2 separate regions of the Homo sapiens genome follow, and region 1 is linked to region 2. The links are chromatin contacts, found by Hi-C or POLR2A ChIA-PET in ENCODE. All regions are on one chromosome and are shown on one strand. Each heading gives the region's core, a stretch centred on a gene start or an enhancer-like site at or near the end of the contact. The rest is flanking DNA. Distances are from core to core; before and after follow the strand shown.

What was found. Hi-C counts contacts between places; a loop is a spot of excess contacts on that map. ChIA-PET counts read pairs that join two places held with the same protein, here RNA polymerase II (POLR2A). Pooled maps may share reads with other maps.
Region 1: a pooled map shows a loop between it and region 2 (2.9-fold over the local background). The contact joins the enhancer-like site here to the promoter of TIMM22 in region 2. A Hi-C loop is called at or near these places in 1 of 168 maps with a recorded cell type or tissue (gastrocnemius medialis) and 2 of 50 pooled maps. POLR2A ChIA-PET finds 5 or more read pairs at or near these places in 5 of 52 experiments (AG04450, GM10248, OCI-LY7 and 2 more).

What each region holds. Positions count from the first base shown.
Region 1 is chr17:857,103-862,793 of GRCh38, forward strand. All of the region lies in intron 1 of NXN (nucleoredoxin), which reads right to left. Among named protein-coding and RNA genes, the nearest start is that of MRM3, 78 kb to the left of the region's middle. Within about 2 kb of position 1,794, at least 12 of the 41 ENCODE cell types and tissues checked have a DNase peak (open chromatin) inside an H3K27ac peak, as active enhancers do; they include gastrocnemius medialis, where a contact is called at or near this core.
Region 2 is chr17:995,706-1,001,509 of GRCh38, forward strand. TIMM22 (translocase of inner mitochondrial membrane 22) reads left to right here and starts at 1,424. Exons shown (of 4, transcript NM_013337.4): 1 at 1,424-1,675; 2 at 3,074-3,270; 3 at 3,807-3,879; 4 at 5,307-5,804. The coding sequence starts at 1,438. The coding sequence ends at 5,383. RefSeq lists an enhancer at 1,446-2,137.

The sequences.
Region 1 (5,691 bases), core at 544-3,043, 140 kb before region 2:
GAACACAAAAGTTTCTTTCTCTCAGTTGTGGTGGGTGGAAGTCGAAAGTCAGGGCACCAGTGGACTCAGTGTCTGGTGAGGGCATGATCCTCACAGATGGCGCCTTCTTGCTGTATCCTCACATGGTGGACGTGGTCTGTCTTGGACCTTTTCTTTTTTCTTTCTTTTTTTTTTATGAGACGGAGTCTCGCTCTGTCGCCCAGGCTGGAGGGCAATGGTGTGATCTCAGCTCACTGGAACCTCCGCCTCCTGGGCTCAAGGGATTCTCCTGCCTCAGCCTACCGAGTAGCTGGGACTACAGGCACGCACCACCACACCCAGATCATTTTTGTATTTTTAGTAGAGACGGGGTTTTGCCATGTTGGCCAGGCTGGTCTCGAACTCCTGCCCTCAGATGATCTGCCTGCCTTGGCTCCCAAAGTGCTGGGATTACAGGTGTGAGACACCACACCCAGCCTAAACACCAACTATTCTAAAGCTGAAGTTAAGGATTTGTTTAAGACATACCTAAAACTACCGTGAAACCTTCAGTTTTCAAGAATATTCTAAAAAGCTGAGCATAAAAGCTGTAGCTCTCTTTCTCAATGGTCACCACCATCCCAGATATCACCAGGGCCATCAAAATAGGGCAGGGGGCAAGCATCCTCTAAGTGGAATTCTTCACCGATACCTGGTAGAGACCTCCTCTAGGTGGCACGAGTATCCCTCACTAAATAACACTGAATAGAAGAGTGAGAAGGTTATTCCTTTTGTAGTTTTCTTTCGGTCCTTCCAATTACTTTAAGAGAAGAGTCTTGCTTTGATGTCAATAAATTACTAACGTTTCTCTAACACCTGCTCATCTTCCTTTTTAACCAAAGATATAAATCTTTTTTTTTTTTTTTTGAGATGGGGTCTCGCTCTGTCGCCCCAGGCTGGAGTGCAGTGGCGCAATCTTGGCTCACTGCAGCCTCGACCTCCCAGGCTCAAGTGATCCTCCCACCCCAGCCTCCCGAGTAATGGGGTCACAGGTATGCACCACCACACCTGGCTAACTTTTGTATTTTTGTGTAGAGACGACGTTTCACCATGTTGCGGCTAATTTTTGTATTTTTTCTATAGAGATGAGGTTTTGCCATGTTGGCCAGGCTGGTCTTGAACTCCTGAGTTCCAGGGATCCACCCGCCTTGGCCTCCCAAAGTGCTGGGATTACAGGCATGAGCCACCACGTCCAGCCTAAATCTAAATTTTTAAAATGAGTATATTTAAAGAAAAATGTAAGTAAATGGTAATATAGCTGGTATTGACATGAAAGAACCACAAAGGTGATACTGGACGGCTGAGCTATAGAAAACAGCCCTACAGGCTGGGCGCGGTGGCTCACGCCTGTAATCTCAGCACTTTGGGAGGCTGAGGCTGGTAGATCACGAGGTCAGGAGATCGAGACCATCCTGGCTAACACGGTGAAACCCCATCTCTACTAAAAATACAAAAAAATTAGCCTGGCATGGTGGCGGGCGCCTGTAGTCCCAGCTGCTGGGGAGGCTGAGACAGCAGCCTGTGTGTGAACCTGGGAGGCGGAGGTTGCAGTGAGACAAGATCGCGCCACTGCACTCCAGCCTGGGTGACAGAGCGAGACTCCGTCTCAAAAAAAAAAAAGAAAGAAAGAAAGAAAAAAAGAAAACAGCCCTACGGCTTACACACGAAGGGTCTGAGATGCTGGTTCTCAGGATCAGCTATGACCAGAGGAAACTTGTTAGAACAGATTGGAGTTCCTGCTCTTCCCTCACTCTGTTAATTTGCTCGATTGCCCTCAGGCTTCTCTTTCTATCCCATAGCCAGCCAAGAGCAGGCAGGGGCCAATTTTCTGGGTTTCTTGACCCTACTTTGAAGGCTCTCTGGCATGATACAAATGGATCCCATCCACCAAGGAGGAACTGACAACATGATTTACTATTGGAAGGATCTGGTTCGAAGGCCATGGCACCTCCACTGTCTGGGAGAGTATCTTTACCAAAAAAACTTGCCACTCAAGAAACGGAGCAAGCTATTCCAGGAAATACTTTCAGATGCAGTTTCCCGTCCAGCTCTAGTTTGAAAATGAGGCCTTCTCAGTCTGAGCCCACAACCATATTTCATGGGCCCCCTCCCTGAGATGTGTTTATCCACGCTGACCGATAGTTCAAAGCGGTCGTTTGGAAGTGGAATAAAGAGTCGCTCTCTAAATTCACCAAAGGAGTTAAGACCAGGAATACTGGAGCGATTCCGACTGAGGTCACGGGGAGTTTAGGGGAAATTTTTGGTTTGGGTTTTCTCCTAGTTTTAATTGCTTATAAAAGCTCCTTAATGTCAAGTAAAGAACAACAACAAATGTGAAAAGTTGACTTCCCCAAGACGTTTATTCAAAAGAAAAAAAAATGGTTCCCAGCAACCCTTATGCAGGAGGGAGGGGATTAGGACCAGATAATCTTGTATGAAAAGGAAAGGGAAACGCAAACTACTCAAATACAAAACAACAGCTGCACGGACGGGCCTGCCAGAGAAACAACTGATCTGCTCTGTCACGACCTGTTTCACGGATCCCAGATCTGCTCTGGGGACACCACAGTCAGCTCCACTCCCATCAAACGCGATTCAATGGACCATCCAAACCAAACTCAGGCTGCTTCCTTCTCTCTGAAAGGCCTGGCCCTCAGGCCGTTCCAGACACCCCTTCCCTGTCCTCCACGGGGTACTCTGACTTTTCATAGGTGACTAAACAACAGGCAAAACCGAGCAAATTAACAGAGGGAAGAGCAGGAACTCCAATCTGTTCTAATGTGTCTCCTCTGGTCATAGCCGATCCTGAGAACCAGCATCTCAGACCCTTCCTTTGTAAGCATCAAGCAAAGGGCCCAGGGCAGAGAGGTGTGGGTTACTTCTGCAGTAAGGAAGTTGGAAAGGGTGAGTCAGAAGCTAAGGAAAACGCTCACTCCCGGCAGTGAAAGTGAGCCTTCTCTTTGTATATTATGTTATATACTTTTAACTTTAAAAAATTTATTATTATTATTATTATTATTTAAGACATAGTCTTGCTCTGTTGCCTAGGTTGGAGGGCAGTGACCTGATCTCAGCTCACTGCAACCTCCGCCTCCTGGGTTCAAGTGATTCTCCTGCCTCAGCCTCCTGAGTAGCTGGGATGACAGGCGTGTGCCGCCGCGCCCGGCTAATTTTTGTATTTTCCATAGAGACAGGGTTTCGCCATCCTGGCCAGGCTGGTCTTGAACTCCTGACCTCAGGTGATCCACCCACCTTGGCCTCCCAAAGTGCTGGGATGACAGGCGTGAGCCACCGCGCCCGGCTAATTTTTGTATTTTCCATAGAGACAGGGTTTCGCCATCCTGGCCAGGCTGGTCTTGAACTCCTGACCTCAGGTGATCCACCCACCTTGGCCTCCCAAAGTGCTGGGATGACAGGCGTGAGCCACCGCGCCCGGCTAATTTTTGTATTTTCCATAGAGACAGGGTTTCGCCATCCTGGCCAGGCTGGTCTTGAACTCCTGACCTCAGGTGATCCACCCACCTTGGCCTCCCAAAGTGCTGGGATGACAGGCGTGAGCCGCCGCGCCCGGCCTGCATAGTTTTGACTTTTGAACCTCGTAAACATTTTACTTTTACTAAAAGAATAAAATCAAGTCAAAAGTAGGAGCAAACAGCAAATCCTAAAGTTTAATATGAGCAGAAACATGTGACCCTAACTCTAATAGTAACTATTACCTATCTAGACAAAAAGGCAAATAATTTAAGTGACTTTTGGATCTAGCTCTCTGACTATTCCTCCTTTCTTGGATGTGATCTAAGGACAAAAAGAACTGAAAAGAAAGTTTGAACTTGACTTGTTAGGATCACTGCTGGCCATGATTACGGATGTTGCAAATCTGTAAACAAGGTTATCACAGTGGGATGAGAGGAACACAGATACGGACTGGGGAAGTAAGGAAGGGCCCTGGGCAGCTGGTTCTGAGTGCAACATATCAGTATCAACTCAAGATTTTAAAACACATTTAAATTTCTCAGCTCTTTCTTTTTTTTGAGACACAGTTTCACTCTGTCGCCTGCGCTGGAATGCAGTGGCACCATCTCGGCTCACTGCAACCTCCGCCTCCTGGGTTCAAGTGATTTGTGTGGCTCGGCCTCCTGAGTAGCTGGGGTTACAAACAAGTGCCACTATGCTCGGCTAATTTTTCTGTTTTTAGTAGAGACGGGGTTTCACCATGTTGGCCAGGCTGGTCTTGAACTCCTGAACTCAGGTGATCCGCCCACCTCGGCCTCCCACAGTGCTGGGATTACAGGCGTGAGCCGCCGCGCCTGACCATTCTTTGCTCTTTCTATTGAAAGTGGCTAGAGGCAGTGAGAGGCCCAGCAAGGAACACACTTCATGACCAGATGTTGGTTTCTAAGGACCATCCCTCCACCAAAGGGAAGGAGGATTTCTCAGAGGAAGAGCTGATTCCAAGACTAGGGGAGGGAGAGGCCAAGCTGAGCCTGAACGTCTCACTGAGTGCCAGAAAAGCAAGCAAATGCTTACACGATGCTGGGAACATGTTAAAAGACTCAAGAGCCATCTTGAAAAGACTCCTACTTACCAAATTTGGGATACGGTAAAAAATAGTGAATTTAATAAGCTACAGCAATAGATTTTTTTTTTTTTAATCCATGAGTCTGAAATGATACTAAAAAATGGAGTGGAAGAACATGAGGGGCTCTTTTTTTGTTTTTTCTTTTAAATTGAGACAGTCTTGCTCTGTCGCCCAGGCTGGAGTGCAGTGGCATGATCTCAGCTCACTGCAACCTCTGTCTCCTGGGCTCAAGCAATCCTCTCACCTCAGCCTCCCAAGTAGCTGGGATTACAGGCATGAACCACCATACTTGGCTAATGTTTTGTATTTTTGATGGAGACGGGGTTTCACCACGTTTCCCAGGCTGGTCTCGAACTCCTGAGCTCAAGCGATCTACCAGCCTCAGTCTCCCAAAGTGCTGGGATTACAGGCGTGAGCCACCGTGTTCAGCCAATGAGGGGCTCTTCATAAAGGAATGTGAGGTAATAAATGTAGAAGGAGTGACAATTTAAAGCCCAGGATTCTGCAATAATCAATGTAGAAACAGATTCAGGAGGCCAGGCACGGTGGCTCACACCTGTAATCCCAGAGCTTTGGGAGGCCAGGGTGGGAGGCTCCCTTGAGACCAGGAATTCGGGATCAGCTTCGGCAACATAGTAAGACCCCATCTCAAAAACATAAACATAAAAATAAAACTTAGGTGGGTGTGGTGGCCCATGCCTGTAGTCCCAGCTACTCAGGAGGCTGAGGAGGGAGGATCGCTTGAATCCAGGAGTTAGAGGCTACAGCGAGCTATGATTCTGCCACTGCAACCCAGCCTGGGTGATGGGGCAAGACCCTGTCTCTTAAAACAAATAAAACAGATTCATGAAAGAATCATCACATATCAGTGGATGTGAAGCCACTGGGTAACAAGTTACTGGGAGGAGAACATTCCTACGGTCCTAAAGTATCACACCACTTACTGCTCGTTAGTTACAAAGGAGAAACTACCTTTACAAAGTAGAGTGATCTGGCAGACATTAGCTCAACCAAATGTTTAACCTCAGCATCATCAATAACAGGACGGAACTATGATGTGGCTCCTGGTGAGATGCAACAGGAGCTCTGCGGCA
Region 2 (5,804 bases), core at 174-2,673:
GAATCGCTCAAACCCGGGAGGTGCAGGTTGCAGTGAGCGGAGATTGCACCACTGCACTCCAACCTGGGTGACAGAGCAAGACTCTGTCTCAAAAGAGTAATTTTAAAAAGTAAGGCAACAAATTATCAGGAGTTTTTGAGCTGGTTGTTAAGCACAGTTATTATTAAAAATTACATTCTATACATTTATAATAAATTACACTAAAAATAGGTAATATGTGCTCAAAACTCATCCCCTCCTAAAAATTTTACTACACTGTACTCCTATCTATGCTGTTGAGGTTATTTCCATAGATTGTATCTGTGTGATAGAAACACCATGTAACCACATGCTGCTGTACGTCTTCCCAATTCTGACTGATGACCTCGCTTGGTAGTTTGAAATCAGCCATGATGGGGATATTAACACCACACAAGTCAGCAAATGCTGTCAGTTAGGATTTTTTTTTTTTTTTTTTTTTTTTTGAGACGGAGTCTTGCTCTTGTCGCCCAGGCTGGAGTGCGATGGTGCGATCTTGGCTCACTGCAACCTCCACCTCCCGGGTTTAAGAGATTCTCCTGTCTCAGCCTCCCGAGTAACTGAGATTACAGGCGCCTGCCGCCACCTGGCTAATTTTTATATTTTTAGTAGAGACGGGGTTTCCTGCTTCAGCCTCCTAAGTAGCTGAGAATACAGGCGTGCACCACCATGCCCAGCTAATTTTTTTATTTTTTATTTTTTTAATTTTTAGTAGAGATGGGGTTTCACCATGTTTGTCAGACTGGTCTCGAACTCCTGACCTCGTGATCCACCGGCCTCGGCCTCCCACAGTGCTGGATGACAGGCGTGAGCCCCCGCGCCCGGTCCGTGCATTTACAGCACAAGTTCACGCTTATCTACAAAGCATCCACCTCTCACCGCACCTTCCGGGACCACGGGATTTAACGCCTCACCGCCCGATGACAGCACGAGGTGGAAAGGGCAGCGACAATGCTCGCGCGTCCCCTCCCGGCGATCCGGAGCACGGCAGCCCCGGAGCGCGCGGCCACTCCTCGCTCCCCTCAGGAGCTCGTAAGAGCCCCGCGCGGGGCCGAGGCGCGAGAGCACGCGCAACGCTTCCTGGGAAATGTAGTTGGGTGTCGGATTAGAACTACAAATCCCGGTACTCACCGCGCTGCAGCCCCGACCGTGAGGGCGCTTTCTGGTGAATCTGAATCTCGTTTGTCTGTGACATGGGGAAAGCTGTCCAAGCCCAATTCCATTTTCACAAGAGGCTTTCTTTTTGGAAACATGATAGCGGTCTCGCTGGTGTGCGCACCAGGAGCGTTGCGGCCGCGGCTTCCTCCTGCGGCGAATCTGCCGTTGCATCACAGTGGCTAGTCTCAGGGCCCGCAACGTGACGCTTGTCGAATCTGCTGCGGGGAGAAGGACGCGAGGGTTGCTTGGGCAGCGACTGTCATGGCGGCGGCCGCCCCCAATGCCGGAGGCTCGGCCCCTGAGACAGCGGGTTCCGCCGAAGCTCCGCTGCAGTACAGCCTGCTCCTGCAGTACCTGGTGGGTGACAAGCGTCAGCCCCGGCTCCTGGAGCCTGGGAGCCTGGGCGGGATCCCAAGTCCAGCCAAGAGTGAGGAGCAGAAGATGATCGAGAAGGCGATGGAAAGCTGCGCTTTCAAGGCTGCGCTGGCCTGCGTGGGAGGTGAGGCCGGGCGATGGGACCCTTGGGAGGCTGAGGGCCTGGACGGCAGTGGGGATCTCTGCCGAGAAGACCACGCGCCTGGGAGGCGAGGGACTGCGGGCCTTGACCTTGACCACACCCTCGCCTCGTTCGTGAATCGGGCGTCACCTCTCCTGCCCCCTCAGGCCGGCTTTCCTGATGAAAATTGGGTTAGAGAATCGGTGCTGTGGTTGGGGCCTGAAAGTTATTACATGACATCCTGGCTAACACGGTGAAACCCCGTCTCTACTAAAAATACAAAAAATTAGCTGGACGTGGTGGTGGGCGCCTGTAGTCCCAGCTATTCGGGAGGTTGAGGCAGGAGAATCGCTTGAACCCAGGAGGCGGAGCTTGCAGTGAGCCGAGATGTGCCACTGCTCTCCAGCCTGGGCGACAGAGCGAGACTCCGTCTCAAAAACAACAACAAAAAGTTATTACGTGGGTGACTTCATTCATCCGTTCATTCCCTTAAATTCATTCTCTTAAATAATTCTTTCAACAAATTGTTCCTAAGCAATATCACGTGCCAGGTGAAAGAGACAAGAGCCTGGTCTTCATGGGGCCTGTATTATACTATGTGGAGAAGAATGTTGAGCAGGAACACTGCAGAGGAAGGATGCAGACATATGGAAATGCACATGCAGACGACTCTAGGGCAGCAGTTGTTTGAGGTTTGAAAAACTGAAAGACCATTGTGACTAGACAGCCCCGAGCAAGGAGAGACGAAGTCTGCACTTGTCCTTCTGTTTTTCCCTTAAGTTGAAGGGGAGGTGCCCATGATTTTATTAAACTCATATTGACCATGAGGTCATGAGAGGGCATCCATCTGGACATGTCCAGCCGGCTCAGGAAGGACAGATGTGGCAGCAGTGTGGGATTTGCCATTAGGTAGCTGTGTGGCCTTGGGAGAAGTTGCTTAACCTCTCTGAGCCTCAGTTTATAGAAAGGAGAGGCTAATAGCATCTGTCTCACTGGATTATTGTGAAGAATGAATGAGGCTGTGGCATACTGGCATGTGCTCAGTAAAGCATTACTGTGAATGTCACAGTGGCCAAGAGAGTGATTTGCAAAGTTGATAGCTGAAGTTGAGGGTGGCTGGTTTACATATGAGAGAATGTAGAGAGAATAGAGGGTTAAAGATGGAATCTTGAGAAATGTTAGGGAATGACAGGAGGAAGAAATCTTAGAGACGGAGAAGATGATGTCAGTAACATAGACCCTGGATTGCAAGTCTCCAGGCAAGTGGAGAGTTTGAGTGGCAAGAGGGGGGTGTCCTCTGCACCGGTGGTCATCCAAAAGCATGGTCCCTTCCAGGATGATCCCAATAGAGTAATGCAGAAAACATGCCAAAGACACCTTCATCTCTGTGTTTGCTTCTAGGATTTGTCTTAGGAGGTGCATTTGGGGTGTTTACCGCTGGCATCGATACCAACGTGGGCTTTGACCCTAAGGATCCTTACCGTACACCGACTGCAAAAGAAGTGCTGAAAGACATGGGGCAGAGAGGAATGTCCTATGCCAAAAATTTCGCCATTGTGGGAGCCATGTTTTCTTGTACTGAGTGTTTGATAGAATCTGTAAGTGTCTCTGCCTTCTAAGAAATCCTTGCTGGGGCCACCATTTCATTACTTTTAAAGAGAAATTGCTCTTTAAAAGTCATTTGAAAGTTGTTACTAGAAAGCAAATCAGAAGCATCAGATACATTCTAGGTTGAACTTCCATAAAATAGTCCCTGTGGCAGACTTTGTGTGTGTTTACAGTATGGGCTTGCATTATTTTTTACTTTTTGTAGGCTAGAAGTTAGCTAATGATTTTAAACGAGACTTATTGGAGAGCCCCTTGAAGAAATTTTGATTACATTCCAAATGCTGGGCTTGGTTTCAGCACTCTGGTGCCACCTGCAGGAAGCATCTATGAACGCATACTATATATATATATATATATATATATATATATATATACACGCTGTATACTTAGGAACTATATTTTCAAGAAAGATTAGGTTTCCTTTGGGTAGGGACTGAATGAGCTAACGAGCAACCCTGTGTATTCCTCCTTAATGGTCTGCCTTGGCTTGTTTCTTTGGCTCTAACGTGTACTTCCCTGCCCACAGTACCGGGGAACATCAGACTGGAAGAACAGTGTCATCAGTGGCTGCATCACGGGAGGAGCTATTGGTTTCAGAGGTTAGTAAACGGCTCTCGAATGCTTTTTCTTTGTGGCCTTGGACAACGTGCTGAGGTTGTCATTTCCAAACACACGAGTGTTCCAGGGACACTTGATCTTCTTCCCTCTGACAAATAAATCATGTTTGTTTCTGTGGTAACTCGGTTTTGGAAACTTGTAGGATCTAGATGAGGGTTTCCCATCGTTGGCACTACTGACATTTCGACCAGACGAATCTTTGTCGGGATTGGGTCTGTTTTGTGCATTCTAAGACGTTGAGCAGTATCCCTGGCCTCTACCCACGAGATGCAAGTAGCACCCCCGTCCGTTGTAACAACTTTTTTTTTTTTAAAGAGACCGAATCTCACTCTGTCGCCCAGGCTGGAGTGCAGTGGCACGATGTCAGCTCACTGCAACCTCCACCTCCTGGGTTCAAGCGATTCCCCTGCCTCAGCTTCCCAGGTAGCTGGGATTACAGGCACCCGCCACCATGCTCAGCTAATTTTTATTTTTTTAGTAGAGATCAATTTCACCTGGTCTCGAACTCCTGACCTCGTGATCTGCCTGCCTCAGCCTCCCAAAGTGCTGGGATTACAGGCATGAGCCACCACGTGTGGCCAACATTTTTCTCAGTAATTCTAGACAATTGTCTTTTAATTTTAGATATAAATTATAATGGTAATATCTTTCTGCCCTTGGGGATTCTGATTTCTACCCATTGAATGCTAAGTACAGATATTCTAGAAATATTAGATTATCAGCTGCAAAAAAAAAAAAAAAAAGAAAACCAATTTGCTGCCTCTTCTCCCCGTTGGCATGTCCATTCAGAGCGTGGTGGAGGGCCTTGGTGACTTGACTTTCCTAGAAGCAGCAGTGTTTTATCACTGGGCCACTTTCCATCTGTCATGCCCTAACTTACCCAGAGCAAAAAGCCAGTTTTCTCATCTTCTGAGAGACAGGATGATTTGCTGTCATGAAACCTGGTTTTGCTCCTCAAGCACCATTTATGATGACGGACTGACTTCTCCGCCGGTCGTCCCATTGTTCAGCTTCACCAGGGCCTCTTTGAGAAGCTCTGCTGTCTCCAGTACTGCTTTGATCACCTTCCCAGGAATGTATTCCATAAACAAATCAGGGTCAAGGCCATATGCTTTCATTTGATTCCGAGGGCTGCTTCTCTCAACCAGTTTCCTGCCTGCGAGGGGCTATTTCCCTAAGACTAGAAATACCCTTTGAAGGAGAAAAGCTAAACAAATGTAGTTAGATAAAGCGCACTGGATTAGATCATATACACTGCTTCATTGATGTCTTCCAGAGCTATGATCGTTTGAATGACTTACAGTGCTTAAGCTCATTTCATGACACTGAGGGTGTGCCAACTTTCCGTGAGTGCCTCGTGACCCAGCAGCTGTCACCACAGGTCATGTTCTTTCTGTTTGTTTGACAGCTGGCTTAAAGGCTGGGGCCATTGGTTGTGGAGGTTTTGCTGCTTTCTCTGCTGCGATTGATTATTACCTCCGGTGAGAGTAATTGCCTGCAGGGAAGGATGATGCCAGCCCCGGATCCGGGCTGCTCTCTGGAGGACAGTTTCTGTACCACACCAGGGCCTTGCTTCAGGGCCTGAAGACATTCATTTTCCCTCATGTCGTTGGTATTCTGAGGGAGCTGCCTGGCTTCTCTGCCTCCAGCCTTTGGGGTAGCCACACTTTGCTGCTCCTGGACTCCAGCCAGCCTTCACAGAGGACGTCCCGTGCCAGATTCTCTCACAGCAGATCGGGAGACAGGATGTTGACATATAGGAATTCAGCTCCACAAAGCTTCAGGCCTGACCACAGCTGGCCCTCTAGGTTGTTTGGTGTTGTGGGCACAGAGGTGACAGTGTCTCTGCAGGCACTCAGGAAGCTGTTCTACCTTGGAACTCCATGCAACTATCCGTCTCGAATAC